Regions from separate parts of the Homo sapiens genome. Here region 1 is linked to region 2. The links are chromatin contacts, found by Hi-C in ENCODE. All regions are on one chromosome and are shown on one strand. Each heading gives the region's core, a stretch centred on a gene start or an enhancer-like site at or near the end of the contact. The rest is flanking DNA. Distances are from core to core; before and after follow the strand shown.

Region 1 (6,262 bases), core at 2,816-5,315, 58 kb before region 2:
GGGTATTGAGTCATACACAAAAACCATGCAGCAAGCAGTCCTGGTAAGAATTCTCCTTAACCCCTGCCCCCAAATCCTATGACTCTTCCAAACAGAGTGAAGGGGGAAAGGATGGAGAAGGTGAATATGGCTTTAGAATTCTTCAGCATTCTGTCTAATATGACATCATAATTGATTGTCTAATATTACAGTCAGGAAGAAAAGATATTGAATATCCCTTCACAACCGAGCCCTGGATGATTATCCGATATTTTATTACCATAAATACTCTATCCTACGCAACTCTAGTAACCAAACAACAGAAACCAACTAGCCAGAAGCAGGAGGCTCTATTTCTTAGCATAATAAATTATATGAGCTGCTGGGAATCCGGCATAATTGGGGACTGGCTCTGTTCCATGGGGGCTGGCTTCAAATCAGAACACAGAGCCAAGCCAGATAACAGCTTCAGTTCTCTTGGCCTCCTGAGTTCCCTGGGTCAAATTAGCATTTCATTAGGTCCGATTTAGTTTTATAGAAAGAAGTGAGTGGTTTCAAACCATGGTTGCTGCCCCTACAAACCACCTAGCTGCTAGAAAACGTGACTAATTTCATGTCACAGCATCCTGTGCTTCTGGTTATAGGGCAAGAAAGTCTACACATTGGTTGATCTCCTCAGAAGTAATAGAATTATGTGGTTCCCAGGCTCTCACTCCCACCACCAATTCCCAGTCCCCAAAAGGCACCCAGTTCTCTTTTCTCATTTCTTTTCCTTTCCCTTTCTCTTTCTCTCTTTCTCTGTTTCTCTCTTTCTTTTTTTCTTTTTCTTCCTTTCTTTTTTTGACACAGAATTTTGCTCTTCTTGCCCAGGCTGGATCTCGCTTCACTGCAACCTCTGCCTCCCAGGTTCAAGCGATTCTCCCACCTCATCCTCCCAAGTAGCTGAGATTACAGGCCCACATCACCAATTAGCATGCCCTGCTAATTTCTGTATTATTTGTAGAGATGGGGTTTCACCATGTTCACCAGGCTGGTCTCGAACTCCTGACCTCAGATGATCCAACCGCCTCGGCCTCTCGAAGTGCTGGGCTCTCCAGGCTGGCATAAGCCACTGTGCCTGGAGCCCGCTGGAGCATCTTAATGGGCAGTCAGAAGAAATGACTCAAAGGGAGCATAAGCAAGAGCAGGAGACAGACATGTCCTAGACCAAAGCCGTGGATCAAGCACATAGCCAGGAGAGACTCCCGCCTAACTTGATGATACACGCCTGCTTGTTTGTTTTCTAGTTTTAACAGAGTCTCATAGAAGACGAGAATGCTTTCCAGATGTTATTGCTTCCTACCAAAGCAGCAAAAAAAATCAGAAGTATCTCCATAGAGCTCCAAAAGGGCCAGATTCCAGGCCAGGAGTGAAATCCTTTTCAAGTGGACATCAGCCCAGTCTTATATAGAACACAACAGGTGAAGGCAGGAATGTCCTGCAGCCTCATGCACTGAGGAGCAGATAGCCAAGGGTGTGGGGGGTCTGCCAAGAAGGGGTGAAACTGGCCTAATGATAAGCACAACTTTTCCATCTTCTACTATGTTGGAGTCATGGCCAGGATTGCAGAGCCATTTACTAACAAAGGAGGTTAGAGCTGGAAAGGACCTGACGCTTATCTCCAACCCGTTCATTTTATAGGTAGGAAAACACCAGGAACAGAAATCTGGGATGCCTGCAGCAAAGTCTGAAAGCCACAGGGTTGGCCGTTGTCCTGACACTTGACCCAGGGCTTTCTATTGCTTCTGTGTCTCATTTTCTTTTTGTGTCCTCAGTAGTTATTTCTTCAACTGTTTCCTCTTTGCCTGCTCTGTCCCGGTCTCACCTGCATCCCAATAGAGCCATTCTCTCATTAAAGGGAGAGAATAGCTCTATTAAGCACAGCTAAATAAGCTGGACAAATGGTGTGTGCTCTGCTAGTCCTGTGGCAAGCTGATTAATCCATCCAGTGCCTCCCACCAACCCCAGGGGCACTTTTTAACAGAAGCTCAGGTTTCTTGCTCCCTTTTCAGGCCACCTTTCCTGTTCTTTCCCTTGTCTAAGCAGACCCTTATTGCGGGCCAGCACTTTGCATGAAACTGAATTACTAAAATGTAGAGCAAGGATGCAAATTGATGTTTGGAACTCAGCTAAGCTTCTCCAGATAAACAAAGCACAATCCATCAATCTGCCCTGATAAGATAGGCCTTCTTAGTAAATGGCTGTACACTATCTGATTGCTTCCAGGAGGCTCCAGACGATGTTTTCTTTGGTCTGCTCTCCTGAAACCTTGACAAAATGACTCGTCGATGTTCTTTTCTTCCAGCTATAAAAAGGTACTGATACAAGGCGAAGCATTTCCCTCTCTCTCAACTGCTTTTGCCAACATGGCAAGAAGTTGGAATTATATCTTTCAATATTTGTCCAGCTGTTGTTTGCAGATGTTTTATTCTTTACATTCAGAAAATAGAAATTCAGAGAATGCTAGCATGCAACTTCATCCTGAGAATTTTAGATCCTGCCCGTGCCTTTCAATAATGTCCTTATGTGTTCATTGCTTTAAGCACATCTGGGCTATTGAAGATACAAAGGCTTACAATGTCTCCAACAACCAGTGCAAAGAATTGTTAAATTTGGTTTATATCAAGTGGAAAATTCCACATTCATATACATATATATATATATATATACACACACACACACACACATATACACACATACATGTGTGTATATCTATGTATGTACATGTGTATCTATCTATCTCTATCTATCTTCTGTGCCACTGTACCAAGCACTTCACTTAATCCACACAACAATCCTATAAGATAGGTATTGCTATTATCCTATTTGACAAACAAACAAACTGAGGAATGGAGAGGTTAAATAACCAGCCCAAGGCCACAAGGCTGGTAAGCAGTAAAGCCAAGATGTGAACCCAGGGAGATCCAGCTCCACAGCCCTTGCTCTTAAGTATATATTTCTATAAAGTCAATCTCAAAATTAACTCTGATGAAAAAGAAGTTGATTTTCTACTGGGTGAACTGGCAGGCAGGCATGTAAGAAAAGAAAAACACTGTCTCCTAGGAGCTATATGATTCAGGCCCAGGGATATACTAAGTTTAAACAGGGAATGGAAACAGGTTGCTGGAATTCCTGAGCCCACCTGGCTACACTCTTCTCCCTGCCGTAGACTTTCCTTCCTCTCTGAACCGAATTCCCTCCAACCCTGCTCCTCACCACCAGTGGGTCCAGCCTCAATGTCCACCTGCAGCCCTTCCCTTCTGTCTCTATAGCTCAGTTCTCAGCATTGGTGGTGGATGCCAACAGGGATGGGGTCGGGGGCTGCTAGTTGGATTTTCATTTTCCCATCTATGGATTACTACTGATCCCCCAATTTGGGTTCTGGATAAGCCATACCTTTCCTTATTAAAACGTTGATAATAAAATTATCCTTTGATGATCCATAAATTGTGACTGGTTCTGCCCCCACTCCCTGCAGAGTGTGCATTTGAAACAGATTATTCATATAGCCACTCAACTTGTGCTGTCTCCAAGCAGCCATTCTCCTTAAGGGGTCATCTGTAGAGTGTCCATGTTAAAGGGATTCCTGTTGGAGGTCACACTCTTCTACTGGATGGAGAGTCCATTCCCCACCCCCACAACCACTGTCACACCAGATCAGATGGTGCCTGACCTGCTAGATAATACATAAACTAAGTTATACAAAATTTTGAAGGAGGTAGAGCAGAAGAAAATCCAGCCATTTGAATAATAACTTGCCAAACAGAATACCCTGGGACATCGTTGTTTCGCTTTCTTGAGTTAGGGAACAAATGAGAAGCTGTCCCTGGAACCCACAGCTTTTCACCACTCATCAGGGTAGGAAATGCCACGTCATCATGACCATGGCTTATCAGGAACTCAGAACCCAGAGTAGCCCAACCTAGGGCTGGGTGTGGAGAGGGGAGAGGAGAAGGGGCAGCAGCAGATGGTGGCCGTGGGGCGGTGCTGGCACATCCAAAATACATTCTTCTTCTGTGAGTCTGCAGTATTACATCTGGCAACATTATGATGCATCCATCCACAGAATTACCCATAGCATTACTTTCTCCTTCTCAGTTAGTTAACAGTCCTCAGGCTATGTGGATGGCCTCCTCCTGTCTTCACACGCTGTAATTTCAGAGATCCAGAAAAGTCCCAAAATCCTTCCCCAACCCCCAGGCTGGTTACTGACATTCTGTCTTCATTCTTCGTACTTCTACCTTGTGATTTATGTGTCTAAGAACAGCAAGGGCCTCTGGCTGCTCTCAAGGTTGCTATCCATTTTTTCTGACTTATAATAAATCAAAGATTTAGGTGGAGTCAGTTGGGAGGGCTGGGGAAATGGTTCACTGGTAGGAGTAGTGAGGTTGGGGGAACACGACCAAACACACAAACTTGGTCACTGGGACCTCCCCCATGTGCTAATTATGCTCCTGTCTTCCTGCCCAGAATAATGCTACATCCAAAAAGAACTGCTAATAAGTCATACAAATTGAATATGGAATGAGATCCTTTTATCCAGCATAGTTTTTTTTTTTTTCCTTGTTTGTTTGGGTTTTGTTTTTATGGTAGCATTTTTATTTTTTATTTAAGCAATCAGTACTAAGTTCTTTCACGATTTTCTTAAGACTTTCCTCCTCCCTCAATCCAAACCCAACTGTCCTTGACAAACTCGCTTTGCTTCATCCAACAGGCAAGAGAGCCTTTGAATCCCAGTCTGTGAAATCAAAGACAGAAACATTAAAGACAGCCCCTCACCCCCAAGGCACAATGTCATAATGTGCTTTGATGTTCAAGGACTAAAATCAGAATGGAGTCCCAAGGAACCAATTCAAAGGTCAGGGACAAGTAACGAGGCTCACCCATGAGAAACAAACACAAACCAAGTTAATCAGATGGCAGCTAAGTCTCCTTCTAGGAAGAATTTCACAAAGGCTATGCTTCTTTTCTTTTCTTTTTTTTTTTTTTTTTTGAGACAGAATCTCGCTCTGTCACCCAGGCCAGACTGCAGTGGCATGATCTCGGCTCACTGCAACCTCTGCCTCCTGGGTTCAAGTGATTCTCTGGCCTCAGCCTCCTAAGTAGCTGGGACTACAAGCACACGCCACCATGCCTGGCTAATTTTTGCATTTTTAGTACAGACGGGGTTTCACCATATTGGCCAGGCTGGTCTCAAATTCCTGACCTTGTGATCTGCCTGCCTCAGTCTCCCAAAGTGCTGGGATTACAGGTGTGAGCCACCGTGCCCGGCCGAGGCTATGCTTCTTAACTTCCCTACCAAGGTGACAAATTCTAGTTATTTATAACTTTAAAACCAAGTAACTAAGCTTCCTTATTCCTGGATCACTGGTATTGCTGTCTAAATGAAAGGGAAAAGCCTACGGAGAGGACAAACTCTTTTCAGGGGAGGTCTGCAGAAAACTTCCTTCCATCTTCAGGAGAACAAATGCCTTTTCTGGAGGTGGAAGTTTACAGTGACCACGGTGACTCTGCCTGGCATCCCAGCACCAACTCTAAATAAGAGATGTGAGTGGGACAATGGGAAGAAACCACATACATACACACAGGGAGACACACACACACACACTCACACTCACACACACACACACCACCTTCCTCACCCTGTCTCCCTGGACAGTGAATTCCCCCTGGGAATGTTAGTGACCAAAAGTCACTGGTTTGTGTCAAGTCACAGTGACCAGGCAAAACTGGGTTCCTTAAAAAGAACCCAGGTCACCAGTCACTGAAATTTTCTTCTTTAAAAATAGAATCAACCTCAACAGTAGCTAAATATGGGGTGCAATAACTAGTTTCTATTCCAAATTGGACTGACAGCTCTAAAACTGAGAAGCCCTCAGACTAGTATCAATCTGAACAGATTTAAATAAGGAGTTCATGCAGGATGTTTTGAAATATAATGCTGAGAGATTCAAGTTTCAGTTCTCTTCTATTCCTATAAGAAACTTCCCCAAACAAACTCCATGCTGAATGGCTCTAATGCTTCAGACAGCCAAGGCTGTAATTTCTGCTGCTGTAGAAACAGTAACACATCTGTCTGCTCTTAGATAGATGTGGAGTCCTGGGGGTGACTGAGGAGCCCCTTTGAGGTTCTCAGGGTCTCATCATAGAGGATGAGGTGTGGCTTTCAGGCTTTCATCCACAGACGATGGTGATAAAATGGGCTGCTGGTTTCACAAGGGCTGGGATCTCCCCGACATGCCCG
Region 2 (5,793 bases), core at 2,403-4,902:
TACTTTTTAAAAATTACAGACAGGATCTCGTTTTGTTGCCCAGGCTGGCCTTGAACTCCTGGGCTCAGGCGAACCTGTCTCCTCAGCCTCCCAAGTAGCTGGGACTGCAGGCACATGTCACCACGCCCAGTATTACTTTTTAATTTCAATTTAAAGTGCACTAAAATAAAAATCCTGAGCAAGTTAAGTGTCCAGTGTCCACCTGTGCCTGCAAATTAATGTAAAAGTAAATGAAACCACAAGGGAGATTCCTTGCATTTTATCAATGATACTAATTTTGGGGCACATACAAAAAGAGGTACTCCCTAGACCCATATAACATGCCAGAAAACCTGTTATCCAATCTCCCCATTACTGATCTTCAAGAAATAGCTGGCCCTCGCTTTCTCAGCAAACAGTCTAATCGGTAAGTGGAACTCTGGGTGTTAAATCACCTTGCCTCCATGGCATTGCAGGTGGCTCTGGCAGTTGCATAGTCCAGCACGTCCTTGATTTCCCACGCAGAACACAGAGGAATGTACACAAAAGCACTGGTAAGCAAAATAGCTCCCAAACAGCTCTCGAAGGCTTAAACTGCCACTAACACTAAACATCCTGAATCAGGGGGCCTATCTAAGGAGCAAATTCCCTGCCTACCCAGGGAATACACCACCCAGCTGGCGTATTTTAAGAAGCTGAACAGTGGGCGCATCTTTATCTTGCTCTGGAGCCTCACAAGGGCTCAACACATCGCACTTCCCATGCTCAATCTCTGCAGACCCTGTTGCCCAAGTCTGTTTTCTGTGTCAAGTCCCCAGTCTAGGACATACTCTCAAATCTGCTAATATTACCACTTAAGAAGCACATTCTTGATGCTTTTTTACAGATGACATTTAAAAAAACATCAGAGAATGGTTGTTACTTTTTTCTTAACTTGGCTATCTGAAGGTGAACCCCAACTCTGCCTATAGAAGCTGTTCCCAGAGAAAATCTGGGACTGCAGTGAAGGCACATGGGTTGCCACAAGCTCCAGCGTTACCAAAATCTCCCTACCCACTCACCTCCTTAGCTCCCACCCTTTCCACTATTCTCACACAGTTAGCAGCACCCAAGAGAACTTTGGGAAAACAGCCCTTTTTCACCATCAGAACCTCAACTCAATGACGGGTAAGGTCTTGTTCCCATAGCCCTGTAGCTCAGGTACTGTTCTCCCTTGCCTGATCCAGTGTGCCCCAGTGATGAGTGGGAGGAAAAACAGGAACCGTCTGCTACTCAGGATCATAGGGTGCTTTCTTCTTCTTGGTATGGATTACTGCAATAAAATGAGCTTCTTCCAAGCAACAAAGCAACACGATTTGAATTCATGACTAATCTTGAGCTCACATCATTTACATGAAATGATACACATTACGAAAATACTTGCAACAACGTGTGCCACAAAGGACAATCATTCCAGTGTGAGGGTGATGGGGACTGCAGGGGGAACATGTGCTTCCACAGCCTTCTGCCCTGAATTTGTAGGAAAGAGAAGTAGGGAAGAGAAAGGATGCTGGGTTATAGGACAGGGAATAGGAACCTGACAGCCACTAAGCCTCAAGATGAGTGTTCAGCCTTAAGGAGCCACTAATGCTTGGCTTGGCTGTGTTGAAAATTTAATAATACAAGAGACAGTGAAAATTGACTTTTGGAATGGATATACACATCCATCCATTCATCCAATCAAAAGATACAGTGGGAAAGTTGTACACATGTTCACGGCGACCCAGTAGCAAAGAAGTGAAAGCAGCCCAGATGTCCATCAGTGGGTGAATGGATAAACAAAATGTGGTCTATATCTACAATGAAATATTATTCAGACTTAAAAAACGAAAAAAAATCCGGTTACATGCGAAAATATGGATGAGCCATGAGGCTATTATGCTACGTAAAATAATGCAGTCATAAAAAGACAAATACTATGTGAGTCCACCTACGCGAAGTATGTAAAGTAGTTTAATTCTTACAAACAGAAAGTAGAAGAGTGTTTGCCAGGGCCTGAGGTGGAAAGGAAAAGGAAAGTTCTTTAATGGGTATAGACTTGCAGTTTTACAAGATGAAAAACTTCTGGAGATCTATTTCACAACATTGTTAAAATACTTAACGCTACTGAAGGGTATACTTAAAAATGATTAACATGGTCAATTTTATATGTTTTTTTTTTGCCACCGAAAATAGGCAAAGAGAGAAAAAAGAATATATGGTAGGTGGATGTGATTAGCAGATACAAAATTACAAATTTTCTCATTTGGCAAAGAACCTAAATGGCCTCTCCCCTATCATGACACATATTTAATGAACTCATTATTAGTTGAATTACTTTTGCTTCAAAGTCTGGAGCCAAAGCAATATTAACATCCCTCTCACCTTTTTATTTAATATTTTTGTCTTTACACAGCTTAACTGTGAAATGTCTGTGAATGTTTCTCCAAGTTTGTGAGCTGCTGACAAAAACTCATAAACACAAAGATTCCCCCCTGACTTCCTCCCCCATCACACACATAAACCTGAGTCTTATTCAACACCAGGCCCCAGGAGATGTGAAATCCATCAGCCAAACACCAATACGAGAATTGAGGTCCTCACAATCCATCACTTTTTCTCTTAAAGTAAAAAAATTCCCAGTGATTAAAATGCATCTCCTTTTGCATGTTATATAAGTTGGTGCTGTTTCAGCATGTTAATACGGTTTGCAGTTCCTTACCTTTTTGTTGCGATGTGAAACAGATGAAGGAATTTCATTGCAACAGAACACAGCAGCACATCATCAGGTTGGAAAGCAAAGCAAAAAAGAAGAGGAAACAGAAAACAGTCAGATTACGTCCTTGGAAAGGACAGAGTGTGCTCCTAATAACATCTATCACACAAAGAACACAGCAATAACAAAACATAGAGATATTTTTATACACAGCGACACACTTCATAAGGACACTTCTCCTGCCATCATAATTAGAAACCTATAGCTTCTGGCACAAAGAACAAAGAGAAGGCTCTTTAGCATCTACCCAAGGACTTCCCTCCTGAGCTTGTCTTTTCTTAGCTGTGGATTCTGTTACTACAAACACATAGGACATAATTCCTCCCTCAACAATGCAGGACAACAGCAGGGCTGTCTGGGTATGGGTTCCTCTTCTTGTAATACCTTCTCCTGAACCTGAGAAGAGAGTTTCACTCCCTCAACATACAACCATGGCACTGGCCCCAACATTTCCATACTCCCTAACATTTCTGAGATGTGGCTTATAAAACAGACAGTATACATGGCCCTGTGGAAGAGGCCTCTGGTGTGGGAAGGTGGTGACAATTCTCCAGTCTCAATAGGGGTAGGACAGACCTCTATGGGGTGGGTCAGGCCAACTGTCCTTCCTATTCCTGTAATAGCTTTGCTGCCTCAAACACTAAACAGGGGAAATGGACAGTGTTCACTGGGGAACTGCAGTGTTCCCCAGCGGTTCCTAAACACGCTCTCTCTCTCTCTCCAGCTCCCCCACCCCCGCTCTGACACACACACACACACACACACACACACACACACACACACACACACATGCTTCCTAATATATGCCTGATCCCAAACTCATCTGAACCCCCTTAAAGCTGTGCGGCTGAGCCTAGGAGCTGGGAGTTGTGTTGACTGCTATACTGGGGAGAAGATACAGTGTAGAAACCCCGAAAGGAGAGAAGGTAAAGCCCCCTCTCCCTTGGGGGCATTAAGGAACACACATTATCTAGAGCTGAGGCAGGACTGAACAGATGTGAATTGAAGGAACCTGTCCTTTGTTTCATCTTTTCCTAGTTAAAGAGGCAAATTTGCAGAGCCTGGCTCAAAATTTAGGTCAGAGTCTCCTGGGAGAACTGTCTTTGCTCACATATTTTACAGACATTATTTCAGTGCCTGTTGTTAGCTGTCTGAGATGAGCCTGCACAGAATATGCTAACAACTCAGCTGACCTTTGACCCCTGGCCAAGAGCAAGGGGCGATGAAGGGCCTTACCGAAGCCCAGCATGGTGTTCCAGCAAGCTAAAACAGTGTCCACACAGAGGACTGCAAAGTCATGGAGGAGGGAGAGGATGTGCGTTTCTTTACTCACTAAAAACCATCTCTGTCCCTCTCCTCATCTGAACAGAAACAAGCACAGAAGACACACAGTTTTCTGGCAGGGCAAAGGAAGTGGCTCACCTAGCTCCAGACGGACTTCAAGTTCCTGGTTATGGCAGAGATGGCTAACTGTCCTCCAAACCTACTTCCCTTTACCAATGGGCATACAGCTAGACTTCATTTCCTCATCTCCCGACCAGTAAGCCATAACCACGTGGCTGGGTTCTGGCCAGGGGATTATGGGTGGAAATCATTTATGCCACTTTTGTGACTGGCCCCTAAAACCACCTGCTCGATCTTCCACTCATCTCTCCTATCAGCTGCCTGGCTGGGGACGTCTGGGGGAAGACAGCAGAGATTTGACATCCTGGACCCCTGAATGACTGTGTGGAGCACAGCCTGCCTCACCCAGCTGTGGGAGTTTCTGAGCACGAGACATCAACCCCTGCTGTCCTGAGCCACTGAGGTCTGAGGCTTCATCTGTTATGATGACTTCACTTACATACCCCTTGCAAGGGTGGCGCACTGCCAGGTTTAGCTTCCATTAGATACATCTGTGTGCTTCCAACACATCCCTCTTTCTCTTTTAAGCTCTTCTGCATGTGTGTTGTTCCTTACAATCAATGAATCCCTGAGTAAAATGGGCTTGGAGAAAATGTCCTGGAAGCCCAGTGAGGAGGCACAGCAGACTATCTTTTGGGGTGGGACAGGTGGTTTTGTGTCATCCCTCACACAGCCCAGAGGGTGGAAAGCATCAAGAGAAAGGCTCCTGACAGGCCATGACAGGGCTCACTGCTAATCACATCAACTAGTTTGCCTCTTCCACAGCCTACCTCGAAAAAAGACAAATAGACTTCAATTAAATTTAGAAAGAACATAAAAAAGAATTTCCTGACAGCAGCTGGAATATCTTGGATCAGACCACAAGGTCTGAAGCTCTTCAGAGCTAAATATGAATACGGAGGCAACTGTTCCCAGTTGGTTTAGGTCAAGCCGTTACTAACCGTCTGTCCTGTGACTTTTAGGCTAAGGAAGCAAATTTTTCCAGAGGAGGAATAGAAAAGAAAAGGTCTCTAGTAGTTTTCCTCATAGTCCAACCAGTGCTGCAAGGAGAGAGTTACTATGAACAATTCGACGAAGGACTGCAACAATACCACCATTCTACCTTAGGAAGAATATCCTAAATATCACACACACCCCCATCACACACTTGATACAGGTTTAGGAAATAGCCACGCACAAGGTCACACTTATCTTTTGCTGATGGGGAGGTATAAATGCATTTAATCCAATCCACAGGTGGGGAGCAGTTGCAATGTGTACTACTAGGGGAAGCCAGGACTTATGATTTATCATTCCTGTCTTCAAGTTGCTTACAAACTACTAACAGAAGCAGGACATAGCATGAAAGATCAAATAAAATAACAAGACAATGGTACAAATGATGTCACAAAGGTATCTACAGCCCAGTCATTGGGCAGAATTCAGCCTATTATTTGTATCCAAATTTCTTTTCAAACTCACCTAATTTGCCAACACCACTGTTCCTTGGCACTCCCAATCCTAGTTGCCCTAGTTGTTTGATTTGTTTCCCTATTAATATACATCACTTTGTGGCATACTGTTTAATTGACTCATTGAATGTATTTAATAAGCTTAATGAAGGCAGGGATTTTCTC

Evidence for each region. A loop is a pair of places that touch in the nucleus more often than their neighbours do.
Region 1: a loop to region 2 is called in a map of heart left ventricle, with 2.2 times the contacts of the local background. The contact joins two enhancer-like sites. A Hi-C loop is called at or near these places in 6 of 168 maps with a recorded cell type or tissue (GM12878, GM13976, breast epithelium and 3 more).

The regions. Positions count from the first base shown.
Region 1 is chr11:113,188,199-113,194,460 of GRCh38, reverse strand. All of the region lies in intron 1 of NCAM1 (neural cell adhesion molecule 1), which reads right to left. Among named protein-coding and RNA genes, the nearest start is that of NCAM1-AS1, 83 kb to the left of the region's middle. Within about 2 kb of position 4,065, at least 8 of the 41 ENCODE cell types and tissues checked have a DNase peak (open chromatin) inside an H3K27ac peak, as active enhancers do.
Region 2 is chr11:113,130,375-113,136,167 of GRCh38, reverse strand. All of the region lies in intron 1 of NCAM1 (neural cell adhesion molecule 1), which reads right to left. Among named protein-coding and RNA genes, the nearest start is that of NCAM1-AS1, 140 kb to the left of the region's middle. Within about 2 kb of position 3,652, at least 4 of the 41 ENCODE cell types and tissues checked have a DNase peak (open chromatin) inside an H3K27ac peak, as active enhancers do.